4 separate regions of the Homo sapiens genome follow, and regions 1, 3 and 4 are each linked to region 2. A link is a contact called in ENCODE Hi-C or POLR2A ChIA-PET data. All regions are on one chromosome and are shown on one strand. Each heading gives the region's core, a stretch centred on a gene start or an enhancer-like site at or near the end of the contact. The rest is flanking DNA. Distances are from core to core; before and after follow the strand shown.

What was found. A loop is a pair of places that touch in the nucleus more often than their neighbours do. ChIA-PET counts read pairs that join two places held with the same protein, here RNA polymerase II (POLR2A). Pooled maps may share reads with other maps.
Region 1: a pooled map shows a loop between it and region 2 (2.8-fold over the local background). The contact joins the enhancer-like site here to the promoter of INHBA in region 2. A Hi-C loop is called at or near these places in 2 of 50 pooled maps.
Region 3: a loop to region 2 is called in a map of PC-3, with 2.8 times the contacts of the local background. The contact joins the enhancer-like site here to the promoter of INHBA in region 2. A Hi-C loop is called at or near these places in 2 of 168 maps with a recorded cell type or tissue (IMR-90 and PC-3), 1 of 37 single-sample maps with no recorded cell type and 4 of 50 pooled maps. POLR2A ChIA-PET finds 5 or more read pairs at or near these places in 1 of 52 experiments (IMR-90).
Region 4: a map of ascending aorta shows a loop between it and region 2 (5-fold over the local background). The contact joins the enhancer-like site here to the promoter of INHBA in region 2. A Hi-C loop is called at or near these places in 3 of 168 maps with a recorded cell type or tissue (MCF 10A, PC-9 and ascending aorta) and 9 of 50 pooled maps.

Annotation. Positions count from the first base shown.
Region 1 is chr7:40,546,879-40,553,755 of GRCh38, reverse strand. The region is part of intron 12 of SUGCT (succinyl-CoA:glutarate-CoA transferase); the gene reads right to left. SUGCT-AS1 (SUGCT antisense RNA 1) reads left to right here and starts at 6,737. Exons shown (of 2, transcript NR_183314.1): 1 at 6,737-6,877. RefSeq lists an enhancer at 1,852-2,146. Within about 2 kb of position 1,940, at least 3 of the 41 ENCODE cell types and tissues checked have a DNase peak (open chromatin) inside an H3K27ac peak, as active enhancers do.
Region 2 is chr7:41,698,665-41,705,929 of GRCh38, reverse strand. It overlaps INHBA (inhibin subunit beta A), which reads left to right and starts at 2,840. Exons shown (of 3, transcript NM_002192.4): 1 at 2,840-2,925; 2 at 5,413-5,943. The coding sequence starts at 5,556. All of the region lies in intron 1 of INHBA-AS1 (INHBA antisense RNA 1), which reads right to left. RefSeq lists an enhancer at 710-799.
Region 3 is chr7:40,670,030-40,676,967 of GRCh38, reverse strand. The region is part of intron 12 of SUGCT (succinyl-CoA:glutarate-CoA transferase); the gene reads right to left. Among named protein-coding and RNA genes, the nearest start is that of SUGCT-AS1, 130 kb to the right of the region's middle. Within about 2 kb of position 3,532, at least 2 of the 41 ENCODE cell types and tissues checked have a DNase peak (open chromatin) inside an H3K27ac peak, as active enhancers do; they include PC-3, where a contact is called at or near this core.
Region 4 is chr7:40,432,145-40,439,309 of GRCh38, reverse strand. All of the region lies in intron 9 of SUGCT (succinyl-CoA:glutarate-CoA transferase), which reads right to left. Among named protein-coding and RNA genes, the nearest start is that of SUGCT-AS1, 110 kb to the left of the region's middle. Within about 2 kb of position 1,714, at least 6 of the 41 ENCODE cell types and tissues checked have a DNase peak (open chromatin) inside an H3K27ac peak, as active enhancers do; they include PC-9 and ascending aorta, where a contact is called at or near this core.

The DNA.
Region 1 (6,877 bases), core at 691-3,190, 1.2 Mb after region 2:
ATTTGAAACATAGCCCAGCTTGTGCACATGCACACACACACTCACACACACACACACATAATGTGGCAGCTTAGTAAACGAGGTAGATGGTGTGGAAAGTGTCTACATTTTTAGCTTTTTACTATCAGTTAATGATTATCAGTCTACGTGTAGAGGGTGGACATATATCGATATAGATAAATACATAAATATCTATATTTAGAAAGAAATCACATGGATTAGCTGTGATTTCTGTAAATCCATGGAGAAATTCTCATATATTATTATAAAAAATAAAAAAATTATCTCGATAGAGAAAACATGCAAGTGCAATGGCATTGATCAAGGGTTACATCATTCGCGGTCAATTTTCCATGTCTATTCTGTATGATACAACTCTTAAAGACAACATCAATCCAGAGATCATATACATTTTCCTAACTAAAGACCCTTTGCACTATCTGAATGTTATTTTCTGAAAGAATAACCCTTAGTTAATTCCTAGGAGTTCCCTAATTTGCACCCATACCTCAAATTCAACTCATTCTTTCTTTAATGCATCAGTTTTCATTTTGAAGAGAGAACGTATACAGCATGACAAAAGTAAACTCAGAAACACTGCAAGGTATTTTGTTTTTGAATGGGGAACACAAGTCCAAAAGTAATTATTACCTGCCCAAATATTTCCACAAACTATTGTTACCATTTTGAACACTTTTTATCAGTATTATTTTAATTCTGCAAGTAAATATCTTCTGCTCAACAGACATGCAAAGATCATTCACTCCCATTCTTTAGGAGAATGGCCAGAAGCATCTCAAACTCTGAATAGGGAACGAAAGATGCAAGCTCAGCCAGGTACAAGGTCTGCAATCACAGCCACAGCTTCATATAAACAGAAATCAGGATTTCTCCAATCCTGTGATTATGTCAGGAAATCTCAAATCCCTGAACCAATTGATTAATACAACGATGATGGGTTCAGGAAACAAAGCTGGGTGGTGGGGGTGGGGATGGGGGGCTGGAAGGGGCTGGGCAAGAAAGGCTACACTTAAAACATAATTTGCCCTTTTCCTTCCATGCCTATGGGGAAAGTGTGATGGAAGATGTCACCCAGATTGCAGCCTATGTGTTTGGGCAAAGTTCTAGGTTATCATTTATGTATCCTACTTGCACTTTGATCTTTGTCATGCTGACAAAGGAAATGAGTGGAACAAGCCAGGCAAACCCCCAACGCATGGTAATCATGACAGATGAGTGGGGGAGTTGAGCCATTCCAGCTGTCCTCGCAGGCCATCACCAGGCCCTGGGTGATCTATTAGTAGGGTGAGCCCAGGTGCAGGGACTCCGCTCCAGGCTCAGAGAGTGCAGCCCCAGCCATTAACTGATGTAAGCCATGGAGTAACTTATGAAAAAAGCATGCAACAGGAACAGCAGTCAGGAAATGGTTACAAATTAGAAACAGAGGTATGGAGGGCAGAGGGGCCTCTCATGCCACAGTAATAAAAGCAACTTCCTCTTTTTCCTAATTTCAGAACCACAGAGTAGAATTCTCTCCATATGAAATTCCTCACAAGTCGCAGGCTGCACTAAACCACCGCCTGTCCCTTTCAATGTATCACAGTGTACTCACATGGAAACAGATGTTGCCGCCTTCCTGTCACACTGTTAAGGGAAAGTGTGCTGTGACGTGGGGAATGGTGACCTATGAACTCTCAAGACAATTCTCTAGCACCTCATAGATGCTTTTGTTTTCTAGAAAATCGGGATCCTTAAAGTTTGATAAAGCATTCCAAGATGGTGTAGCTCAAGTTTGATGAGTCTGATAGGCTCTGTTATTGAGCTGAAGGGAGCCTCTCACAGCTTGCAAGTCAAGTACAATGCTGACCTGTGAAAGCTCCTTGATTTCACTCTGACTGTCTTCCTCAGGCTGGCTGACTCAGCACCCTTGCCTCAGACCAGCTTCCTGTACTGGTCAGAATAATTCACCCTCTTATCTGTGTCTTCAAGATTATTTTTACATGGCTGTATTGTGACACTTATCCTACCACATTGTAATCAGTCATCATGTTTATGTTTGTCTCTCCAACTGAACGGTCTCTTCTTGTGGACAGGATGTATGCCTTCTACTGCCTTCCATCCATAGGAGTGATCACTTATGGTGCCCATGGGTGTATGTGGAGTGAATGATGGATACACTTCAGCCTGAACTGTCAATGTTTATTATGACCGAGCACAACATATATATTTATTTCTCTTTCTGTCTGTTTTAGATTGTATACTTCCCTGTGATTTAACTAAGCCATTTCTCTGTTTACAAACTTTGAAAGACAGCTTAAAGATGTTTTAAAGTTATATGTGAGTATAGGTTGAGTATGTTTACAGAGGATAGTATTCCTGGTAGCATTCAGCCTGGAAGTCAATTCTCTCCCTCAAAAGACACATAATATCCCTAAGGAAAATAAATAGAACGTTATATTCAGCAGAAACGTACTTAAACCTCTTATTCCAGAAATCAACTTTTCAATGCAAAGGCCAAAACCGTCACTAAGGATCACCAAAGGGTGGAGTGGGAACTAAGAGAACAAGAAGTTTGTAATCCATAAAATCACAAGTGTTCCAAGAGGAGGATGTCCTAGGAGAACCTGCTGGGCAAAGAGCATGCCCACTTGAATACAGAGGGCCTGAGAAAAGAGCTCAGTGAGGGCCTCCGAGCAACAAGGCATTGCAGAGACATGGCACACTGCTGCCTGAGGGAAGGCAGGGAGAAGGCTGCCACAGGCACCTGACAAGACAAGAGAAAAGAGAAGAAAACAGGTAAAATGGGTAAAACAGAAGGCAAGAATAAGGGAAAGTGCTGCAGTAAGATTTTGTAGCCAGAAGAGGAGAGCTGTAGTACTATAGTAAATGGATCCTGAAGAACAAAGATGAAATGTATGTGAACTCTGAAAAACATCTAGAGCCCCTTGCGACACCTCAAAAGACACAATGAGAGTAAAATGGAAAAAGAACAGAACAATGGCTATTCTGGCTAGGAAGAACCTGCTAAGTGAATTGAAACTGGTGGACAAAGGGAAGTATATTCATATTTGATTTAACTGTTCAAATAATTATTTAGTACCTTTAGTTAATGCTTTTGCCATAGCATATGATTACATGGTTCTGAAATAAATGCTTTTGGTTATAAGTCTCAGAATAAGAGCCCTGAAAGGATATTGTATGTATAACAAATGCTTCAATGTGTGGTTGCTCTCCTCTACCCAAGCAGGCATAAACAGTTCTTGATGGAATCTGCCTCTACTCCTGCTTTCTCATACAAGAAGAGAAAAGGTACAATAGAGCAGAATTGGTGTCAGAAAGCAAACGCAACTTCATGAAAGACTAGGTATTCCAGGGAAGAACAATTCTGGATTGTTAGCTAGCAGGAATACTTAGTAACACTAGCAACACTGAACACAATACAAATAGTCCTTCCCTATACGAAGAGATACAACCAATAGCAGAGGAGAAGGCATTCATATCCCATAAAAGGAAGAGGACCAGAGTCACAGACAAGACCAAAGAGGATTTAAATTTGATTAAATTTCTTAATCGGGTAGTAGAGCCACCAGCATAGATAACAATTTATGACTGTTTAGAGTCTCTTCATCAGGTGGTAGAGCCACCAGCATAGACAGCAACTGATGATTGTTGATATCCTAAACCACTGATTGTAAAGTCTCCCAACCCTTCTCTCAGCTTCCAGTGTCTAGCCCTTGCAATCTATCTTTTGTGACAAGATCAAAGTAATCATCCTGAAATAAACCCAAACATGCTATCTCCTCCTTACAATCCTCTCCTAGTTGCATTCCACTGCCTATGAAATGAATTCTCAATTGTTCTAGGACAGCACTGTATATTCCTCAGAATCTGACCCCGAGCTACCCTGCCAGTTTTATCTTCCACTGTCCACTCCCCTCATCTTTTTCTTCTGCTACACAAGACTCTTCAACAACTCAGAAACATTTATGTATATTCAAATGTCTATACTGCCTCCTCATGCTATTTCCACACTTATAACCTGCTTTCCACAACTCACACACCTAAATCATATTTATCATTCAAGGCCCTCCTCAAATGTCTTTTTCTCAATGAATCTTTCCTTGGGCCAATCAATCATAATAACTGTTCTTGCCCTTATGTTCCGACCACATTATGCTAATGTCTGACTGCATCACCACTGAAAACTGACATACTAGAGAGTTGTGTGTGTCCAATGTTCACACTAGATAATAAATTCCTAAGGCAGAGGTACACTGTCTTTTCCATCTTTGGTTTCCTCCTAGACAATTTCAGCCAAATGCTTGCATTTCTTTAAGGCTACCTCTAATTTGACATTCAACTAAATTCAGTCATTATTCCAGGATTTATTGTTTATTCCTAGTCATTACAAAAGAGTTTTATTTTTAATATTTTCTATTCATAATTCATTAGCTAAGTCTACAGAAAGTGTATTATCAGACCTAATAACACATAAAAGTCTCCCTTGAAAGAGACAGAATTTTATATTGAGCAGAAACATAATGAAGCCTCTTATACCAGAAATCAGCTTTTCAATGCAAAGGCCAAAACCCTCACTAAGAATTTAACCAAAGAATAGGGTGGGAAATAGGAGAACAAGAAGGTTGTAATCCATACATTCACAAGTGTTCCAAGAGGGCCATCAGAAGGAGATCCAAGGAGAAACTGTTGGGCAAAGAGTATGCCCACTTGAATATAGAGGCCCCAAGGAAAGAGCTCAGTGAGGGCCTCCGGGTAACAAGGTGGTTATTAGGCAATACACTCAAGTCAATTATTGCATGTTTACTTAAAAACTCAATACAAAAATATAAAATATGATACTTCCCTTCAATAAATAGATAAGAAGACATGGATTGGGTGTCCGAAGATAGGAAAGGATGAATAGGAAGAGCCAGCGGGTTTTTAGGGGAATGAAACTATTTTGTATGATAATACACTGATGGATATGATACATGTCATTATACACTGTTTTAAATCCATAGCATGTACAACACAAAGAGTGAGTTCTAATGTAAACAATGGAGTTTGGGATGATAAGGATGGGTCAATGTAGGTTCACTGATTATTGCAAATGTACAACTCTGGGGGTGGGGGAATGCTGATGACGGGACACTATGGATATGTGGGCACGTGGTATATATGAGAAATTCTGTATCTGCTGCTCAATTTTTCTGTGAACCTAAAACTTTTCTAAAAAATAGTCTACTAAAAAAAGAAAAAGTTGGGTGCCATAGTTCATGCATGAAATCCCAGCAATTAAAAAGGCTGAGGCAGGAGGGTTGCTTGAAGACAGGAGGTCAAGATGCACTTAAGCAACAAAGCAAGACCTGTCTTACAAAAACCGTTAAAAATTTTAAAAAATTAGCAGTGTGCCATGGGGTGTGCCTGTAGTTCCAGCTATTCAGACAGTTTAGCGGGGAGGAGCATTTGAGCCCATGAGTTCGAAGCTGCAGTGAGCTATGATTGTACCACTACACTCCAGCCTGGACAATAAAATGAGACCTAATCACAAAAAAAAAAAAAAAAAAAAGAAAGAAAGAAAAGAAGAAAGAAGTTTATAGCTTATTTGGAGGATTAAAATTAAAACACACAAAAAGTAAAGAATGCGAAACAGTATAAAACTGAGGTCACTAAATGAAATACTTGTGTTAAAAAGTTGTAGAAAATATATCTAAGATTATAAGGCTAAAAGGAGACAAAATAGTTAAGAGTTGACATGATAAGGAAAATAAAAATCCCACTTGTAAGAATTTGTTTTAAAAGAGTAAACAGACATGTGCAAAGCTCTATGTATGAAGCTGTATCTCAGCATAAATTACAAACAATCTTGATATTCAACACTGGATTAGTTAAATAAATTATAAAATATCCATAAAGCAAATACACCAAAATGATTAAAAATAATCCTTTCATAGGTATATGTATGTGAATGAAAAATGATAATATATCAGAGTATTATTTCTAATATTTTATAAAACTACACATACACAAAATTTTAAAAAGCTATAAAGAGAAGTAACCTCTGATCCTTGAATTAAGGAAAACATTTATTTCCTTCTTTTGTTTATCTCTATTATCTGCATTTTTATAGTATGCATTTACTTTTTGTAATTCAAATAAGAGCTGAAAGATAATCTTAGTATCTCAGAACAATCTGGAACTCAATGTTGGCATTCCCTCCTTTTCTCTCTGAATCCAAAATTAGATATAATAAGATTAAGTCCATAAAAAAGTTTTGAAATAAATAAAACACTCTACTTAAAGTAATAATAATAAAAAAGACATAGCCATTATAAGTTTTTAAGGAAGGTATGATGGTTATTTTATGCATAAACTTGACAGGGCCACAGGGTGCCCAGACATTTGGTCAACCATTATTCCAAGTGTGCCTGTGAGTTTGTTGTTGGAAGAGATTAACTTGTGAATCAGCAAACTAAGTACAGTAGCTCTCAACCAATCAACCGAAGACATGAATGGGGACAAAAAGGCTACGAGGGAACTTTGCTTGCCTCGCTGTTTGAGTTGGGACATTGGTCTTCTCTGATCCTCAAAGTGGAACCACATCACCAGCTTTCCTGGCTTTCCTGCTTGTCAACTGCAGATCTTGGGACTGATCACATGATTCAATTACTCATAAGTCACATGCATATGACTAGTCTCTTCTGTAGTTGTCAGGGTTCTCCAGAGAAACAGAAACAGAAGCAATAGGAGATATATCTCTTATTACATTAAGTCTCCTATTGCTTCTGTTTCTCTGGAGAACTCTAATACATAAAAGATTATGATTAGAATTATGCTTGAAGAAGGTTAATCTTATAATGGCATGCAGAGCGGAGCT
Region 2 (7,265 bases), core at 1,591-4,090:
TATAAATCTCTGGCACATCGTTCCTTTTGCAATTACAGTAAAATAAGGTACCACAGTTTCCCTCCCGGCTCCTTCTCGCAGCAAGCTGCTCCACCGGGTTCGCTAGTGGCTGCTCCTCGAGGCGAGAACAGAGCCATGCAAATGCTCCAGCGTGGAGTTGGGTTTGTGAAGTCGCCAGTAAATCAGGCCGCCTCCACTAGGTGAATAACGCGGTGGCAGCGGGCCACTTTGCTAGTGCAGTCGCTGGAGGACCGCGCTCCGCACTCAGAAGGGGGCAGTTGGCTGGTGCGCGAGCGCTCCCGGCTCGCCTCTGTCCGCGGGGAGCCAGCCGGCCCCTCCGCAGGTCCCGCTCCCTGACATTTGCTGTGGTTTCACTCCCTGGCACTGAGGGCTGGGTTCAGAGATTCCCAGCTGCACTCACTGAACAGTGATTTTTTTCCCCTCCCTGAATTCTTTAGCTGCCAAAAGGGGGGAAAAAATCAAGAGCTGCTCTTAAAAGAAGTTGCCCTTGCTGGTGCTCAGGGTAAAAATAGAGGCTGCCGCTTAGACCGGCTTGGCCCTGGCTCCAGGCATCCTGCGAGCTGGGCTCGAGCAGCGGCCGCGTTCCGGCGTGATCCCTGGAAGCTGCCAGCAGGTGCTGCTCAAGGTACAGTAGCAGGGCCGAGAAGCCGGGACCCGAAGGGCCTGGGGTGCGGGGAAGCTCCGGGGGAGGGGGAAGTGAAAGAGAAACCAAACCAAGGAAGGAGAAGGAGATTCTGGTCAGGACTGGGCTGACCAGCTTGTGCCCCGGGCCCTTGAGTTCCGCAGGGAAAAGCTGATTCCCAGTCTAGAATATTCCACAGAAGCTATTTTAACCTGCCTGCTTCCTCCACCACCCCCACCTTGATTTGCACCGAGGGAGGAGGCATTGCCACTGTGGTGCAGGTGGTTGCAGAGGGGTTGCAGCACGGCTGGTAGGCTGGCCTGGCAGGTGGGCACTCGGTGGCATCAGATGGCCAGCGGAGTTTCAGAGTCACACTTGTGTTGTGGCTCCTCTGGTCAGAGAGCTGCAGATTCCTGTGACACCCATGTTTAAGAACAGCCACCAGGCTTCTCAGAAATAGTATCACTTATTATTATCTGACAGCTGCACTTGACCCCCACAGGTTCATATCATGGATCCCATTTTATAGATGGGAACACTGAGGCCTGAGTTTACACGGTGAGTGAGCAGAGGAACTGGGATCTGATCTGGGTTTGTTTTGTGCCCCCCACCCCCACCCCACGTCACCTACACACACACACACACACACACACACACACACACACACACACACACTACTTTGTGTGGAGGCGGAGGGGATGTTTTCAGGACACTAGGGTTCATGTGTGGGTCAGGGGTGAGTTTAGATGCCCTGAAGGTCATTGACTCCACTAATTCTCAGCAAAAAGGGTGGAGAAGTTTCTTTCTTATAAAGGGTTTGAGTTCACCCAGTGCTAAGCTGAGGGGCAGGTTTGGAGTTCACCATCATTAATCCTATTTCTGTCTTCGCCACTCAGATTCACTCTCTTCCTCTACAACCTAATGATTTTTTTCCTACTTCATTTCTGCATATGCAGTTCTTAGAATACTCCTTCCCCCCACCCCCATGCAGCTCAGCACCCACACTTTCTCTGTATCTAGCCAAGAGAGACCCTTTTACACAGAAAACTTCTGGTGTCCTAATGGAACCTGCTTAAGCCACACATCAGGAGGCCAGAGCCTCTATATTTTGCTTGTGGGCACAGTGAAAAGTTTATTTTATGCATGTTAAATCCTGCATACAAAACAACATATCTGGTCATATGGCTCTCATTAGCTCCCAATTTTGCACATTTTATCCAACTTGTCATGAGAACTGGGCTTATGCTTCAACTGTAGTCCTTCAAACAACCCTTCACCGTTCTTGTCAGAGGACCCCTTCCTCCTGTGTTATTTACCAGACTTGCCAACACCCCTCCCCCACAAAAAAAGCCTGACCAGCTTTACCCCTATTTCAAGGAGTGTTCACTTCTTTTCATTAATCTGCTGTTATATTTGTAACAATTTAGAAATTATAGGAGTTGAAGTTCTGGTAAAAAAGAATGATGCATGAGGGTTTTTGTTGTTGTTGTTGTTGTGTGTGTGTGTGTGTGTGTGTGTGTTTGGTTAGTTAGAATGAGATTCTAAAGACCTGGGAAGGATACTTATGAAGTTCATTTAAAGAGAATTACTATTTCCAAAGTTCTTGATTTATGAAGCAGGCATTCAATTTCAAGATGTAAAATAATAGTGTAAGTTGGTTGGGGTCGGGGGAGACCATCATCATATGATTATACAGATTTTCCCAATTTTTTTCCTCAATGAAATAGCTTATTTTAAAAATATAAAATTAGAATCCCTATAAAGAACACTACCAATTTTCTTTCCTGAAAGAAACAATAAAATACTTTGTAAATAGAAGCAACTTCATGAAGTAACAGATGTTTTATGTAAAGACATAAAACTGAACCTGAATATAACGAGACGTGTGTGCGAGTAGTAAAAGTTGAAAGTTGGACACACTCATTGAGACATATCTATTTGATTCCAATGTTTTTCTAAAAGGTAGAGTAATCCTAGCCAGAGGTTTCACTGGCTCAGTGCATCACCCAGTAGTGTCTCAGAAGCCAGGAAGGGCTTTCCATTAGATAATGAATTATGAAATGTCTCACACTGGAAAAACCAGTCATCCGCTGATGTCATGCTGATTCCAACCAATCCCAAACAAAGCCCCAGCCCTCCTCTGTTTCAGTGGTACCAATGTGTGGTGTACAAATAAGTAGTACAGTATAAAACTTCACAGTGCCAATACCATGAAGAGGAGCTCAGACAGCTCTTACCACATGATACAAGAGCCGGCTGGTGGAAGAGTGGGGACCAGAAAGGTAATGCTTTTTAACTCTTACTTCTGAGCTCTTTACACATTCAAAGATAGGAAAGCTAGGAGGAATTTTACAACTAATTGGCATTTCCAATGTGCATTGTGATGTGTACCTTTTTATATTATTCAGGCAGGTTAATACAGCTTTTAATAGTCCTAGAGCATGCAAATAGATTATATGTTTATACAAGCCACTCAGCACATATATACAAGTACATATGCCAAAGAGAAAGCTATTTTTAAGAGTTACATTCGCAAACAGTAAATTCAGGGAACACACACATACTCAGATGCAGAGAGAATCCAAATATTGATAAGTTGCACTTATCTAAATGCTGCTATTAGGACTCCTGAGTTGTTTAGAGCCATTAAACTTTTGGTTGTATTTCAGACTTTCTTGTAAAACTTAATTGAACTGCAAAACATTTTGGGTACTGTATATGTGACTCCAAATAGGTGGATGATGTTAAGTATTATAGCACAAAGATTTTTTATAAAACCATTGTAACACAAATGTCCCCTGCCTCCCCCATTCTCTTTCACCATCCCCGTAAAAAATATGAGGCTTTTTAGGCAATGTTGACAAAGTTTTAACAATAATGGTGGAGTAATTGATGTTTCTGGAGCTGAAACCCCAAAGGTGTTAGGTTACTTGTAACAGAAAAAGTCTTACAAATAGTTGTTTTGGAAAAGGGGACAGTATATATAATTCAGAAAGCATTGTTAACCTGTGCAAACTGTAATTATAACTTAGTGTCACAATTTTCTTGCCCTCTTCCCCTTGCACTCAGATCTTATCTTGTAGTAATGATATTTATTAACTCTTTCCACCTAAACTGCATTGCTTGACTGTAATGCTATGAACACACTAGGTGTCAGATATAAGCTGAGTGTATCTTCAGAAACCAAGAGGGCTTATGTGTGGGAAAGAAACCGAGAGGGAAGGAACGCTTTAACAGATGGACCCCTTAAAGATTCTTCTGCAAGATAAAAGCAATAAGACAGAAAATGAAAAAGAGGGGAGGGGGAAGAATTTTTTTTAAGCCTTAGAAAGGCATTGTTAAAAAATTCACATTTTTCTTTTTCTGTGCACACTAAAATCCATGATGATTTCATCTGCACTGTTCCTTTGAGGGAAAAAGAAGCAGTCAAGGAGGCTGTCTATGAATGCACTGGTCGGGACAGGCTTGGGGCAAGCTGAAAAAACTACCACATGACAGAGAAAAATAATTTGCCAATATATTTTAGAGAGTCTTTTCCCATAGGACCAGTTATTCAAGTCATACGAGTGCACTCTTTTTATAAAAGGATGTGGGAAAGGCCAAGAGAATTTTGCATTTTATCTGTGAAGTCCGGCGAGTGGTGGTAGGCTGTAATGTGTGAGAGTGAGTGGGTCCCCGGCAGAAGGGGGCAGCTGAACGCGACGGGGAGAAAGCGCTTCTGGAACTTGGGCTTGTGACAGGCTGCCTGCCCTCTGGTCCTTCAGTGCCCTGCTGCATTTCACAGTTGGGAAGAGTGGAGTGTATTATATGACCCCAAACAAAAGTTCCATTGCGCTCTCCTCAGATTGCCTGCCAGTGTTGATGACCTGAACATTTAAATATGAATGAATTGGGGGAAAGGACCATCTCCCCTGGATCCCATCAGGCCAGAACAATCCTCTGTTACCCCTGAGTCCCTCTTCCCTGACCTCCACTACCTGTCCACTGGACCTCCCTGCACCCTCTGCCCCACCACGTGGCCAGGTGGGCGTTCTACCACCTAGGGCTGTGGCTTGGCTGGGTGGAGGGGCGGTGGGAACACTTTTTCAATCAATTCATCCCTATTGATTGAGACACTGTGTTTGTTTGGGGTTTCTTTTCTCCCCTCCAAAAAAGGAAGAAGGTGAAACCAGGAGACTGGGCAGAGAAAGAAAAAAAAATAGTGAACAAAATTAGGATAATTTATTTTAGAAGAGAAAGTAGAACCCCCGAAAATGGTGATATTTGAAGAGAGGTGTCTGTGAGGAAGCTAAGAGCAGAAGGAGAGCAGCCTGTCAGAAAACGGGCTGTCCCTCCCTCCCTAATCACAGCCCTACTCACAGCAAACTCCCTCCCTCTCCATTCACTCACTTACTTAGGGCCAATCCTTTCTCTCTCTCTCTCTCTCTCTCTCTCTCTCTCTCTCTTCCTTTCCCTCTCTCCCTCTCCCCCTCCCTTCCCTCCCTCTCTCCCTCTCTCTCCCCCTTCTTTCCCTCTCTCTTCTCTCCCCCTCTCTCCTCTCTCTCTGTCTCTGTCTCCCTCCCATCCTCTCTCTCTGTCTCTGTCTGTCTCCCCGCCACCCTGTCTCTCCCTCCCTCCCTGTCTCCCTCCCTCCCTCCCTCCTTCCTTCTCTCTTACTCGGAGACAGTCAGAACTCTCCTCCCTGACAGCCACAAACCTACAGCACTGACTGCATTCAGAGAGGAACCTGCAAACAAAACTTCACAGAAAACTTTTTGTTCTTGTTCCAGAGAATTTGCTGAAGAGGAGAAGGAAAAAAAAAACACCAAAAAAAAAAATAAAAAAATCCACACACACAAAAAAACCTGCGCGTGAGGGGGGAGGAAAAGCAGGGCCTTTTAAAAAGGCAATCACAACAACTTTTGCTGCCAGGATGCCCTTGCTTTGGCTGAGAGGATTTCTGTTGGCAAGTTGCTGGATTATAGTGAGGAGTTCCCCCACCCCAGGATCCGAGGGGCACAGCGCGGCCCCCGACTGTCCGTCCTGTGCGCTGGCCGCCCTCCCAAAGGATGTACCCAACTCTCAGCCAGAGATGGTGGAGGCCGTCAAGAAGCACATTTTAAACATGCTGCACTTGAAGAAGAGACCCGATGTCACCCAGCCGGTACCCAAGGCGGCGCTTCTGAACGCGATCAGAAAGCTTCATGTGGGCAAAGTCGGGGAGAACGGGTATGTGGAGATAGAGGATGACATTGGAAGGAGGGCAGAAATGAATGAACTTATGGAGCAGACCTCGGAGATCATCACGTTTGCCGAGTCAGGTTGGTGCTGGCATTGGCAGGGGGTGGGGAGGGGTGGGGGGTGGGAGGGTAAAATATATTTCTTTGACAGTCCCAGGAGGAACTTCTTTTCCCTTCAGCTGGAAACTGCCTGGGAAGGTTATTAGTTATTAGGTGATGGTAGCGGACTAGCCGACGGAGGGCAGGCAGGGGAGGGGGAGAGGACTTTACAGAAAAGGAATTCTCGGTCGAGCTCTGCCTGGAGATGACTGGCTTACACTTACTAAACCCAGCGGGTCACACAGAGAGGAAGCTCGGGGCCAATGTTGAGCTGGAAGGCAGACTGTGAGGGGCTGCCTTGCCCTGCCTGTGAAACCAGATCTGAGCAGCCGGAGGAAAGCCGCGGCATTTTCGGGTGCTAGGGGAGCAGAGGAGGCTTCCGGACCCCATCCAAGTTTTTATTGAGGGTAGAGGGGTGAATGTACCAGGATTGGAGTGGAATGGCACAGATGAAGTCACTCTCTTAAAACAAACCTTCCCCTTTAAAAGTCCAATCTGGGGCCACATTGGAGAAGCAGGGCATATTTATGAGTGACAGTCATTTTTACCTTTAGAAAATGTCTATAAGTGCACAGGCACCACATTCAAGACAGGGAAGAGCTACTTTGGGGGACAGTTGTCATTGAACCAGCAGTTACTTTTGGGACACTGACTTTTGCTCTCTGAAAGAAAAAAAAATAAATAAAACAACCAGTTTTGTTCTTTCTAAAGTTACTAAGAGCTCTCTGCCAAGGAACGCAACCTTGACAAAGTACTCTCAGATACTACGCTGAACTCACTCAATCCTTAAGAGGAAGAACTTTAATAAATAGATTCTAATCGTTGGCCCAGGACCACACTAACCTGTTGCTGAATAGCAATACCTGTCAAAAGTATGGGCCCATGGACTTGGAGCCAGGCTATTTTTATAGTTAAGTGACACAGATCCTTTGCATGCCTGCAAGCCCATGCACGTCAGGCACACAGATGTGTTAATACCGTGTTACTTTCATGGTAATGCCAGGCTAAAGAATTGCATCCTTTGCCAACTCCATTTGAAAGGAATGCCATTGTTTTGTTTGGTAGAGCATATGGCCAGTAAAGTATGTGCAGGGACTCCCAGCATTTTTGTTTAAAAGTTTGCCGCAGCAGTATAAACAATTAAGGCAACACTCAGAATTTCCAATCTGAAAACCTGTTGACTCAGATGTTCTGTTTTCAAGAAAACCATGAAAGACCAGGGCATCTTTCCGGGGGTGCAGATAGCCTGCTGGCTGTGTGGCTTCCCCTTGCAGGAGAAGCCCTGGTGTCCTACAAGCTTCCCA
Region 3 (6,938 bases), core at 2,283-4,782, 1.0 Mb after region 2:
CATGGCATGTTAGAGTATGACCCTTTATACACCACACACACACACACACACACACACACACACACACACACACGTCATTCTGAAAGTTTGCATTTGTATGTTTGGTTTTTATAACAATTTTTGTGTGAAGAAACAAAATAGTAAACTTCAAAACACAAGGGAATAGGCCAGGCGTGGTGGCTCATGCCTGTAATCTCAGCACTTTGGGAGGCCAAGGTGGGAGGATCACCTGACGTCAGGAGTTCGAGACCACTCTGGCCAACATGGTGAAACCCCGTCTCTACTAAAAATACAAAAATTAGCCCAGTGTGGTGGTGCATGCCTGTAATCCCAGCTACTCAGGAGGCTGAGGCAGGAGAATCGCTTGAACCCGGGAGGCGGAAGTTGCAGTGAGCCAAGATTTTGCCACTGCACTCCAGCCCGGGCAACAGAGTGAGGCTCCATCTCAAAAAAAAAAAAAAAACAAAAAACAAAACCGCAAGGGATTTTTCTCCTTGGTGTGTCTCTGCTTCGATGAGTAACACCCAAGTAAACATTATGCAGGATCTGGTATATACTTTTCCTATTTAGCCCATGAATTGAAAACATATATTGGCAAAAGATCAAGATGCAAGATCTCATAAAACATATTTCACTTGTTGCCCTGATGATAAAGTAATAATTGTTAGAAAAGTAATAGTAGCCATATTTCAATTCTATACTGTTTCCAAGCATACTCTATATGCTATTTTATCTAAATTTAACAATAACTCCATGAAGTAAGTTTTTTAATCAGTCCCTTTGCTAGATGAGAAGACTGATGATGCTTACAAAGTAAGCCTAGCACTGTTCAGTCCAGAGCTTTTGGTCATATCATTATGTGTCAATGCCTCCTGTTTCCGGCTCCCACATCTCCCCAACCCCATCCAAATCTAATCAATTACCAGCTACTGTTAATTATATATTTGGTATTACTCATTTTTATCTGCTTTCCAGATGTGACTAGCCTCAGCCACCTCACTGGTCTCCCTGACTCCTCTCCAATCTGACTGCGGCCACAGACATCTTTCTTGTCTATACTTGTTCATATTTCTCCACTGTTGTTCAAAGAATTACATCAAAACTCCTTGACATGATACTTCTGAATTGTGTCACTTACCCCTTCCTTGCTTTCCAGCCCCATCTCCCAGCAGTCCTCTCCATTCTGACACCTCTGTCTCCGAACTCTTACTGCTCATTCTGTGTTTGATCCATATTGGATGTCTCCCCGTTCCTGATGCTTTTCCAGCTCCAGGCATTTGCAGCCGAAAGCACCTCTGCATGGAGCAATTTCCCTGACTCTTTTTGCCCAACTCCCATACCTCCTTCATCTTAGACATCACTTCTGACCCCCAGCTGTAGCTTAAGTGGCCTCACTAGACGTTTCTTTTAGCACGATGTGCTTCTATTAATCCAGGCCTCAGTGTTGTGCTTTTGTCTCTCTCTGAGCCTAGCATAACTAAACTTGCACAGTTAACTACTCATTCTCCTTCTAAAACACACCACATTTTCTACACATACAAATATATATGCATATAGGCAACATATATTTTATACATATGTGATTACACATTAGAAGATTTGAGAAATTGGTCAGGCGTGGTGACTCACGCCTGTAACCCCAGCACTTCGGGAGGCCGAGGCGGGCAGATCACCTGAGGTCAGGAGTTTGAGACTAGACTGGCCAACATGGAAACCCCGTCTCTACTAAAAATACAAAAATTAGCTGGGCATAGTGGCACGTGCCTGTAATCCCAGCTACTTGGGGAGCTGAGGCAGGAGAATTGCTTGAACCCAAGAGGCGGAGGTTGCAGTGAGCCAAGATCACACCACTACACTCCAGCCCAGGCAACAGAGTGAAACTCTGTCTCAAAAAAAAAAAAAAAAGATTTTAGAAATACATATATAATATTACATATAATTATCTAACAGGAGGAGAGATTCTCTTTTCAACTCTAGAGTCATACTCTAATTTATATTCTTAATGATCTTACTCCACCTTCTAAGTAGACTAGGTTCAATCAAAAACTTTCCTAATATACAGCACTCACCTCCACCTTCTGCATCATGGACGGCAGAACTTCTCATCTTTGTCTCCTAAATCACTGACTTGATTTTCTATAGTTCTTTACTATCATTGATATACATTCTAATATTGCTATGTACTTAAACAGAAAACTATTTCTATACCAACCTTTCCTCTAAAAAAAGACAAAAACAAAAACAAAAAAACCAGACTGTCTGGATTTCTTCATTTCTACTTGTGAACTAGAGTCATTTTTATACATTTCCCAATTTATTTTTATTTATTTTACTGTTTTATTTTTCATGGATGAGGCTCTTTTTCGGAAGTGGAGGCACACATGCCGGGGCCACAATTTTTGGTCCCCGTCCAGGTTCTTTCCTGCTGTGGTTGGTGAGAATTCCTCTGTAGCTGTTAAATGGTTCACAACTGTCTTTGGTTTTCATAACTGTTTTGCCTTTTTAAATGTCTTCATGAGTATTTCAGTAGAGAGCCAGGGAAGGACATTTCATAAAATGTGAATATGATGCCATTTTGAACTGAAATCCCTGCCCATCCTTAAAGGACTTATTCTTCTGCCATTATTGGCACCAACCAGCTCTATTTCTCTGAAGTGAAGCATCAGATTTGGCAATAAACTGCAATAGGGAGCTTGCACTACAAGGTAATGAAACTTTCCACAGACTGTGTATCCTATAGTAAAAGTCTCCATTTTATGTAGCCACTCCTTTTATAAAATTTATACCTTCCAAGAAGAAATAGTACTTGGTACTTTAACAATAACAAACCTGTTCTTTGAAAAAACCAAAGAATGGACTCCTAGTTTAAGCCTTTTACATTTTTTTCTTGCATAATATGCTTAATCTTTAATCGGATCAATCCTCATTTTAACAGAGCTTTTAAAAGTGTAAAGTCTGTGGCTAGTTTTCTTGTTGTTATTGTTGTAGTGCCTGTTTGTTATTAAGTGGCTTTGACAGAAAATGAGTTTGGGTCGTAGAAAAGGTTTCTAGATATCTGGAATATCTTTTAAGGTAGCAAAAACCCTTTGTATAATTGAGGGAAGAATTATTGATCTCCAACAGTACAAAGTCACAATGCATAAATTTTAGACCATGAAAGATAGAATCGGCTCCAAAGCATAGGCAATTTTGTTTCAAAGACTGGTTTTTGTTCATGAAAAAAATGTAATGCAGTTAGTCCCCTCATATTTATTAAGTGATAGGTGACTATAAAAGAAGTTTATGAATTGTACAGCCTCCATTTGTATGTTGTACTTCAGTCAGAGACATTTTATGGATGGTTATATAATACTCTTCAGCTTTACATAGCGCCCTTAAATAGAACCACAAAACTCCTCACAGAGAGTTTCATTCATAAATAAATAAAAAAGGAAAAGAAGGCTTTGAGGCAAGATTTAAATAGAGGAAGTGACTCAGTGGTTCAGAGGGAGTTTTGGCAAAGAGATGAAATAGCATCCACAGAAGAAGAAACTAAATGATGAAAGGCCACGGGAAGTTAGAGTCAGAGCAGCAAAGAGAGGAGCAGAGCCCACAGGTGGTTTATAAGAAATACTTAGCACAGAGCAGCATTAGAATCCATGTTGGTGAGAGTAACAGACACATCACTCTACAGAAGATCAAATCAGTGATTAAGGGGCAAAGATGAGAAGTTCTCCTGATACATAGAAGAAAGAAACAAAGAAATGAAAACAACATGAGAAAGAAGATAACAGACATGGAGGATGGAGATTCCAAATTTTAATCTAAACAAAATAGAATTTTCCAAATAAGAAACAAAGACAAATGGAACAAAACTAGTTATAAGTTATTGAAGAAAATATTACTGATATTGATAGAGATCTAAATATTGTGGTTTAAAAGTAAATACTGAAATTCTGGAAAACACAAACTAATTTACAGTGGCATATTGCAGGTTGCCAAGGTCTGGGATGAGGGAAGATCGCCTACAAAAGGGCATGAGGGAGCCTGCTTGGGGGATTGTGGTGGTGGGTACACACCAACACATTTATCATTTATACATTTATCAAAACTCATCAAATTGTACACACGAAAAGGAGGCATTTTATTGTATGTAAACTATACCTAAATGAAATTAAAATTATTGAAATTTTTATTTTGAGATGATTGTAGATTCACATGCAGTTGTAAGAAATAATACAGAGCTCCGACATAACCATTATGCAGTTTCCTTCAATGGTAACATCTTGTAAAACTATTGTTCAGTCTCACAGTGAGGATGTTGACATTGATAGAGTAAAGATATATTCCATCACCACAGTCCCATAACCACAGGGATCCTTCATGTTGCCCTTTGACACCCACATCCACTTCCTTTCTGTCCTCACCTTCTCCTTAAATCCTAGCAACCACTCATCTAGTTTCCATTTCTATAATTTTGTTATTTCAAGAATGTACATATAAAAGGAATCTTATCATATGTAACCTACTGGGATTGTCTTTTTCTCTGGGCATAATTCCCTGGTGATCCATACAAGTCACTGCAGGTATCAATAGTTTGTTTCTTCTTATTACATTCTGTAACTTGTCTTTTCATCTCTTAATAAAGTATCTCACAGAGGAAAGTTCTTAATTTTGATGAAATTCAATTCACCATTTTTCCTTTTACAGACTGTGGTCTGATGTCAACTCTTAAGATCTCTTTGCTTAACCCAGATCCTAAAGATATTTCTACTTAAAATTTGTGATGTATTTTGAGTAAATTTTTGTATAGGATGTGAAACTTAGGTTAGGTTTTTTGTTTTGTGTTTTGTATTGCCTATGGATGTCCAATTTCTCCAGCACCATTTGTTAAAAAGGTTCTCTCTCCCTACTGAATTGCTTTTGCACCTTTGTCAAAAATCAATTGGGTATATTTGTGGGGATCTATTTCTGGGTTCTCTCTTCTGTTCACTGATCTATGTGTCTATCTGTTCTCTGTATACAATCTTGTTTACTGTAGCTATAAAATAAGTCTTGAAACCAAGTAGACGAATTCCTACTTTCCTAATCTTCATTTTCAAAATTGTTTAAGCTGGACTAGATCCTTTGCCTCTAAATAAAACATTTAGAATAAGCTTGTTTATGTTTTGCTTGGATTTTGACAGGAATTCCATGAAACTTATATATGAATTTGGAGACATGACATCTTTCCTATATTATCTTCTAATTTATGAATACAGTATATCTCCACTTTAAAAGTATATTTGATTCACCAGCATTTGTAGTTTGTAACATACAAGTGCTATATATGTTTTGTTAGGTTTACATCTATTTCATTTTTATCCTTGAGAGAATGTAAATGGTACTGCATATTTAATTTTGGTGTCCACATGTACACTGCTAGTATATAGACATACAATTGATTTTGATGTGTTTAACATGCACCCCCTAACTTGTTGAACTCAATCTTTAGTTCTAGAAGTATTCAGTAAATTATGTCATTTGTAAACAAAGACCATTTTATTTTCTACCTTTCCAATTCACATATCTTTTATTTCCTTTCACTGCCTTGTTGTGGAGGCTAGAACTTCCAGAACTTTGTAGATGCTCTTTTTCAAGTTGACAAAGTTTTCCTTTGTTTATACTTTTCCGAGAGTCTTATAATGAATGAGTGTTTCATTTTTGTCAAATGCTTTTTCTTCATTGACTGACATGATTATATGGTTGTTCATCTTTAGCCTGTTAATATGATGGATCCATGGTGTCCCACAGATTGAAAGACTCAACAGATGAAAAGTGCCAATTCTCTCCAAATTGATATACGGGTTTCACACAATTCCTATCAAAATCTGAGCAAGACATAGATAACATTTGGTTTTCAAGCATTGTAACTTGCACCCTGGAATAAACCCAATTTAGTCATGGTATATAATTATTTTTATATATTGCCAAATTCCATTTGCTAATATTTTAAGTATTTTTGCTTCTATATTCATGATGGATAATGGTCTGTAGCTTTCTTTTGTGTACTGCCTTGTCTGTTCATAAAATGAACTGGAAGTGCTCTGTCCTCTTTTAATTTCTAGAGGTTTGTGTAAAATTGGTGGGTTTTTTTGTTTTTTTTAACATTGGTAAAATGTTCCCTTGCAATCATCTGGGCTTGAAGGTTTCTTTTGGGGGAGTTTTAAAATTTTGACCTCAATTTTATTAATAATTGTAAGGCTATTTATATTATGTGTTTAATATTGAGTGAGTTGTAGTATTTTGCATTTTTGAAAGGAGGCCAATTCCATCTAAGTTGTCAAATTTAAGTCAGGCACAGCCACTCAAGAGGCTGAGGCAGAAGGACTGGTCAAGCCTAGGAGTTTGAGGACGGCTTGAGCAACATGGCAAGACAATGACTCTAAAAAAAATTTTTTTAATGTCAGATTTATGTGTGTATAGTTGTTCGTAGTATATCTTTATTATCCTTTTGATGTCTGCAAGGTCTGTAGTAATATCCTGTTTTATTTCTGACATTAGTACGTTCTTTCTCCTTTTTAAGTTTGTCAGTCTTTGAAAAGGTTTGTCAATTTTATTGGTCTTTTCATAAAACCAGCCCTTTGTTTCATTGATTTTCTTTCTTGGCTTTCTGCTTTGAATTTCACTGATTTCTGCTTTTACCTTTATTAATACCTTCCTTCTCTTTCTGTTTTATTTTGCTCTGCTTTTTCTAGGTTCTTGAAGTAAGAAAGATCTTAGATTACTGATATGAAACTCTTCTTCTTCTTCTTCTTTTTTTTTTTTTTTTTTTTTTTTGAGATGGAGTCTCCTGTGTCACCCAGGCTGGAGTGCAGTTTCCTCGTAGCTTCCATGATGTCTGATGAGAAAGCTACTGGCATTCAAATTGTATTTCCTCTGTAGGAAAGGTGTTATTTTTCTTTAGTTGTTTTCAATAT
Region 4 (7,165 bases), core at 465-2,964, 1.3 Mb after region 2:
AGGAGTAGTCACGATGGGAGTAGCTGAATAAGTAAGGTGAAAGAACAAGAGACGATGGATGGTTAGAATGTAGAATGCTTCAATCAGTGATTAAAGGAGTGAGGCAGGTTCGGGTTATGCCTAGAGATCCACAGTGTGAAGTACATAAAATAGTTGCTGCTATGAGACAGCAGCAACTCTCTCTCTCTCTCTCTATCCATATATATATATATATATATATATATATATATATATATATATATATACACCATATATATACCATATATATATATACCATATTATATATACACACACACAATTTCTACATATATACTTTCTATATATACAGTAGTATATTATAGTATATTATAATTATTATATAATTACTACTGTACTTGGTCCCACAAGAAAGGAACTCCTCAGTGAATTCTAAGCCCTTAGGTCTTGACTCCCAGGCCTTCACTGGCCCTGCAAATCACTCCTCCTTCTCTTCTCCTCATTCTGTTGGTTGCCTCACTCTAACAGAAAGCAAACCAGGTGATAACATGCCGTGCACACACACCACTACCAGATTCTTTATCACAGGGAGAGCTCAAATCATACGCAGCGAATTGGGCTGTAAACAGTCAGGACTGTCTCCTGTAAGAAATTCAAGAAACAATTGCTTCTGAATGAAATGATGTGGGGAGACAGCAGCAAGGGCAAGTGTCTAGAATTTTTAAAGGACAAGGTCAAAACCAAGCATTGCCTCACAGGAGACCAGATTGTATTACTCCCGAAGAAAGACATCCTTCTCACTAGAAGCTGTGCAAATTCTGGCACAACAAAATTCACTGATAGGGAAACCAAACACAAATGCACATTTTCATCATACGCTCATCGTGAGAAACCTCCTCTCCTGGAGAGGGAGATCTTTTACAAGACTGAGAAAATAATGATGGGTCAAGGAATTTGATGACACGACAAAACTAAAGAACTTCATGATCAAACTAGGAGACACAAAAGGAGAGGGAATGGAGGTTCAGTGTTTAGTTTCTCTATTTAGAGCAGCTCCACACAGAAGATGTGACCACCCCTGAGATATAAGATACAGAAGTGCAGACTGTGGAGCAGATGTGAAGGCGGGGAATTGAGAAGGTCAATTGAGAATTTCTGCTGCTCCTGGAAGTTTCTACTCCTTCCCAGGGACTTTGCTTTCTGGGCTTCCAGGCATGTTAGCCTCATTTGATGACATCCTAATTATAAAGCTGACTAAAGATGAAAACATAGGGGTTTCAGAAGTCCATGTCAACACAATATATCATATAATCAAGTGGGAAAAGAAAAAAATGTACAACTCGAAGTTCCTATGTTATCTTCTTAAGTTACTTCATCAGTGCATCTAGTATTTTCCCTGGCTTAAATAAAATACAAAAAATTTGTAGTATGTCTACTTCAAAACAAGAGCATAAACTTCAAGGCTTCCCAGGGCTACTTACTTTTTAACAAGATTTTCTTCCACAAAAGGTAACCATTGCTAAATGACTTCATCACCCACTGGAAAAAGACATTCCATGAAGTTTAACTTACCGCCATGAGAATGTTTTCTGGAATGCCAAGCAGTTATTGACTTCTGGGTCTGTGCTAGTACATCATGACAAACATAGAGCACTATTTCCTACCACTGACAGTTCAGTTCACCTTATGGCACTGGAACTGGGCTGAGCCAGATGGCAATGAGGCACAGACTGCTCTGCTTACAAATTAAGAACAGTGTCATCTATGGATGGAACAATGCCACAAATGGTAGATGAGCCCTGGAGTCTCCAACTTCACCTACTACCAATTTGGCATTGGCAGGACATTTTTTACATGGAACAAACCATGTTGAGAGCTCATTGCTAAATATAAGCCCTTGCTTTGAATTAGGTAATTCTAGAGTAACCTTGAAAGCAACATTATATACTGATTTCCTGCCCCAGATCCAGGCTAGGTTTTGCTAATTCCATAATAGGAAATTGGAATGCTCACATATATCCTTGAGGTTCCTCAAATAAATTAAATTTTACTTCCAATCCAACATATGTAGGATTTTCAATCACTCCATTTCTGATACTGGGTGTGGAGGTAATGACAAGGAGGGAAATGGGCAACTGCCTCATATATTTTCTATTCTTTACGTGTTGTCAATGGATATTATTTTTCTCATAAAGAAAACTTTGTGTGAAGAAAGCCTAGAAAGCCTGCTGTTATTCAAGAAGGCAGTTATCATGTATCTTGGGCACAAGGTAAAATGACACAGAGTTTTTCTTCCTGAGGAATATAGGCCAAAAACTGGTTTTAAGAAACCTGAACTAACTGTATTATAAAGAATGCTAAGCCAGATTATTTTGAATAGCCTGCCAAAAGCAGCTACTGCTTCACAGAAACTATGCAAAAAAAATTCTAGACAAGAGACCATATTGATTTTTCAGCAACACCCCAAGGTAAAAATTCCAAAAGAATGCTAAGCCAGATTATTTTGAATAGCCTACCAAAAGCAGCTACTACTTTATAGAAACTACACAAAAAATGCTAGACAAGGGACCATATTGATTTTTCAGGAACAACCCAAGGTAAAAATTCCTTGAGCGTATGAAATATTTTTAAGTACTCTTTGTTGTATCTCAAACATGTTACAATAATCACAGTTCTGTACCATCTATGTACCATATATGAAAATATCATTTCTGACAAAGCCTACATTTACCTCAGACTAAAGGCATTTATAGAACAGAGCTTTAGTCAAGCTGTCACCACATTTCACTACCTACAAGCAAAGAATCAAGCTAGAAAAAAATAGTAACTATAGTTACAATAAAAATATTCTAAATTGGCTTATATAGTGTATTGCCAATAATGTTTCCCAAGCATATCTGTTCATCATATCTCTGGATTTATCAATGAGAAAACACAGAGTATACATAGTGAGACAGAGATTGGGGGAGGCCCTGAAATTAGGCCTGCCCACTAGACCTAAAGTGGCATTAGAGTACAGGCCCAGGTGACAGCAGAGTTTCATCCCAGAGTATGGAAAATTTGAGTAAGTGCAGTACTAGGAAGCAGTCATGGCCAGGTATGGTGGCTCAAGCCTGTAATCCCAGCACTTTGGGAGGCAGAGGTGGGAGGATCACCTGAGGTCAGGAGTTTGAGACCAGCCTGGCCAACATGACGAAACCCTGTCTCTACTAAAAATACAAAAATTAGCTGGGGGTGGTGGCGCGCACCTGTAGTCTGGCTACTCAGGTGGCTGAGGCAGGAGAATTGCTTGAACCTAGGAGGCAGAGGTTCCAGTGAGCTGAGATTGTGCCACTGTACTCCAGCCTGGGTAACAGAGCAAGACTCCATCTCAAAAAAAAAAAAAAAAGAAAAGAAAAGAAAAGAAAGCAGTCAGCAAGATAAAGTATGGCATATGGGAGATGAAAAATTTTGATAGCAAAAGTCTTGAAACTCACAGTAGTTAAATGGCCCAAGAGATATATAGAGAGTCACAGGCTGCAGGATCCCAGATATGAGGATGAGGCTCAGAAACTCAGCACCAAATTCTCATATAAGGAATTGTGATAGCAAGGCAAAGCGTGGAGGGACAGGAACCAGACAGTTAACTCAATGAGAAACTCAGAGAATATAGGCAAAAGCAGAAGCCCAAGCCATTGAACAAAGGTAGAGCAAGCATGGAGAGTGAGCTCTGGGGAGGGTAGGTGGCTGAATATCAGATAAGAGCAACTTAAATGCTAGTTCAAGATGCTAGTTAGTTAAGCGTCTAAGACAGTATCTGGGATATTAGAACCCAATACACTTTTTAAATCAATGTCAATGTGTCACAGCAACCCAGGTAATTCAGGAAATATGAGACATTATAAGCCTTGGTGGCAAAACTGTAAGCATAAAATAGAGGAGAGTTTCAGAGAATCAAAGATAAGGACCAACTGAAAAAGGCAAGCATGCTAACAATAGATTCCCCAAACTTCCTTCCTCACAGATGATCACCCAAGTTTAAGGATGAATATTAGTTAAAGTGACATGCTGAATATACTTCTATCAGGATTTATAGGTATGTCCTATAGTTGGAACAATGAGGACCTCAGTCCTTCTTATTAGATACTTCTCATTCTTCTTACCATGGCCAAAAGTTGGCCTTGAAGCATAGAGGGTCAGCCTTTGTACCCTTTCCACATAGCTACTACCAAGTAATAGGATATACACTGATAATAAAATATATTTGCCATCCAAATTTGGGTTCCTGTACAGAGGGTTGGAATCTAAAGTATACAGACTCTCAAAACATCTTTCGGCTTGGCGAACTATGGGAAGTGTGAATGGCTACTCAGCTCATTCAGCAGAAAATGAGTCCTTATGGGAGGGTCCTGCTGACCCACAGCAGCAGGTGAAATTCTCATGGAGTAACCAAATATTAAAACAAGTCAACCCCAGCATCAGAAAAAGCATAGGGGAAGGCTCTATCTGATATATGTATAGACATTTATAACTGAAAAAAATGATGGAAAAGGTAGCAGGCAACAAGCACCTGGCAGGACCTTGAGGAGACTGCCATATTCCAGGGTCTGGACTTGTTCTTTATAGGACTCACTTCTTGTACTGGATGATCAGATCTGGAAGCCTAACTCAAGGCATCTAAAATGCATGTGAGATTAAGATAGATACCAGAAGGATAAATTACTACTATATGATTAGAAAGAACTATATGATAAGCCACAATACTTAAAGACTATATGACTAATTCTTTTCTTGGGAAACTAATAATTAGAAGGTAAAAGATCACAGACATGAGCATGGTTTAAGTTCTTCCTTCTCAAGTCCCCATGAATCTGGATATGAAGTTCAGCCTGAATCTGCCAATGAAAAAATCATTACACCATTCTATGTGTGACTATAGGAAGAGAAAAAAAAAATGGGACCAGCCTTATTCAACAGAAGGAACCATGATAAACTGCTAGAAGATTAAGGTCTCCAAATGTACCTCAACTATTGAACTCTATGAAATACAAGAAAAAACAAGATACAATCTGAATAGTATTCTGTACATACCTTTCAATCATTAGTTACTCAAAAGAATTGGACTCACATGGGCACATCTACCATGATTAAGGTCATGAGAGTGTTATGTAAGGTTTGCAACAAAATTTAGACCAACTAGGAAGTTATCCCTTCCAAAGTAAGTTAACAGCAGAATAAATGGGAACATTCCTCCAAAACAACACGAAAAAAATTTAGTAAGTCATCCTAGTAGGTCACAAGGTGAAGAAAGCAATAATTATTTCCAGATCTCTAAAACCACTTATAATAACATATGTGGTATGTATATGCCCGCCCCAAAGTTATTATAACAGGTTATATTAGTTAAAAGATCAAGGGTAGCCAAGAAATTCTGTTTGATTTTAGAGTTCATTTATCTGTGTGAGTAATTATTATATTTCAGTTTCTCTGGGATTCCTGTTCTATAAATAAAGGTGGAGAATATGTAAATATTTTTATGCACAATAACAGAATGTGCTGAAAATAATTTATCTTTGCATGCCTCCCCAAATACTATAATTCTTCTTCCCAATTACATTAGATACGTTTAATTTCTATTCCACCCCAAACACCTTAAAGAAGCAGCTCTATACATCATGCAACTGAGCATTCCTCTTCCCTGGTTGAAGAGAATAGCATGAGCACCACTCCCATGCCAGCCAGTAGGTTTACTTGGCACAAATCAACTGCATCAGCTTGAAGATTCAAAAGGAAACAGGAAGGTGGAGATGAGATGGCCATATTCGGCTTAACTAAGTAAGACCAAAAGACTAATAAACTCTAAAACTGAGACAAGACTACAAAATAGAAATAGAGATATGGACTAAGCAACTGCCTCATTCCTAATGGCATCTTACATCTTGTGAATCTGAATTATATGTCACATACTTTTTGAAACATGTGGATATCAACAAGAAGTTATAAGACAAAAAAAAAAAGAAAAAAAGAAAACATGACCCAATCAAAGGACCAGAATAAATAACAAACAAACCTAAAGAAGCAGAGGCATATCAATTACCTGACAAATAATTCAAAATAATCATCACAAGGATGTTCAATGGCCTCAGGAAAACGATACATAAACAAAATGAGAAGCTCCACAAGGAGACACAACACATAATGAAGAACCAGACATTTTGGACCTGAAGAAAACAATCCCTAAATTGGAAAATTGACTACAGAGATTCAATAGCAGACTTGATCAAGCATAAGAAATATTCAGCAAACTCAAAGATGGGTCATTGTAAATTATCACATCAAGGAAGCAAAAAGAAAAAAGAATGAAAAAAGAGAATAAAGCCTAGGGACTTACAGAATACCATCAAGCGGATCCATAGGCACATTATATAAGTTCACAAAGAAGAAGGAGAGAGAGAGAGAGAAAGGATAAAGTACTTATTTGAAGAAATAATGGCTAAAAACTTCCCAAAATCAGGGAAGGAAATAGACATCCAGATTCAAGAAGCCCAAAACTCATGAACTAAAATAAACACAAAGAAATCTACACTGCAATACATTGAAATTAAATTGTCCAAAGACCAAGACAAAAGGAGAATTTTGATTTTTTTTTTTTTTTTTTTTTTTTTTTTTGAGAGGGAGTCTCACTCTGTTGCTCAGGCTGGAGTGCAGCGGCACAATCTTGGTTCACTGCAACATCCACCTCCCGGGTTCAAGCAATTCTCCTGCCTCAGCCTCCCGAGTAGCTGGGATTACAGGTGCCCACCACCATACCCAGCTAACTTTTGTATTTTTAGTAGAGATGGGATTTCACCATGTTGGTCATCCTGGTCTCAAACTCCTGACCTCGTGATCTGCCCACCTCGGCCTCCCAAAGTGCTGGGATTACAGGCGTAAGCCACCGCACCTGGCCAAGGAGAATTTTGAAAGCAGCAAGATAAAATTGACTCATTATGTACAAAAGAGTCTCTATAAGACTATCAGTGGGTTTGTTCAGCAGGAACCTCACTGACCAGAAGGGAATAGGATAATGTATTGAAAGTGCTGAAAGAAAAATTCTAACCAAGAATACTATGTCAGCAAAAATATCCTTCAAAAATGAGGAAATCTATAGAAGGAAAGTTCCTCAACATAATAAAAGTCACTTCACTTTTGAAAAACCCATAGGTAAAAT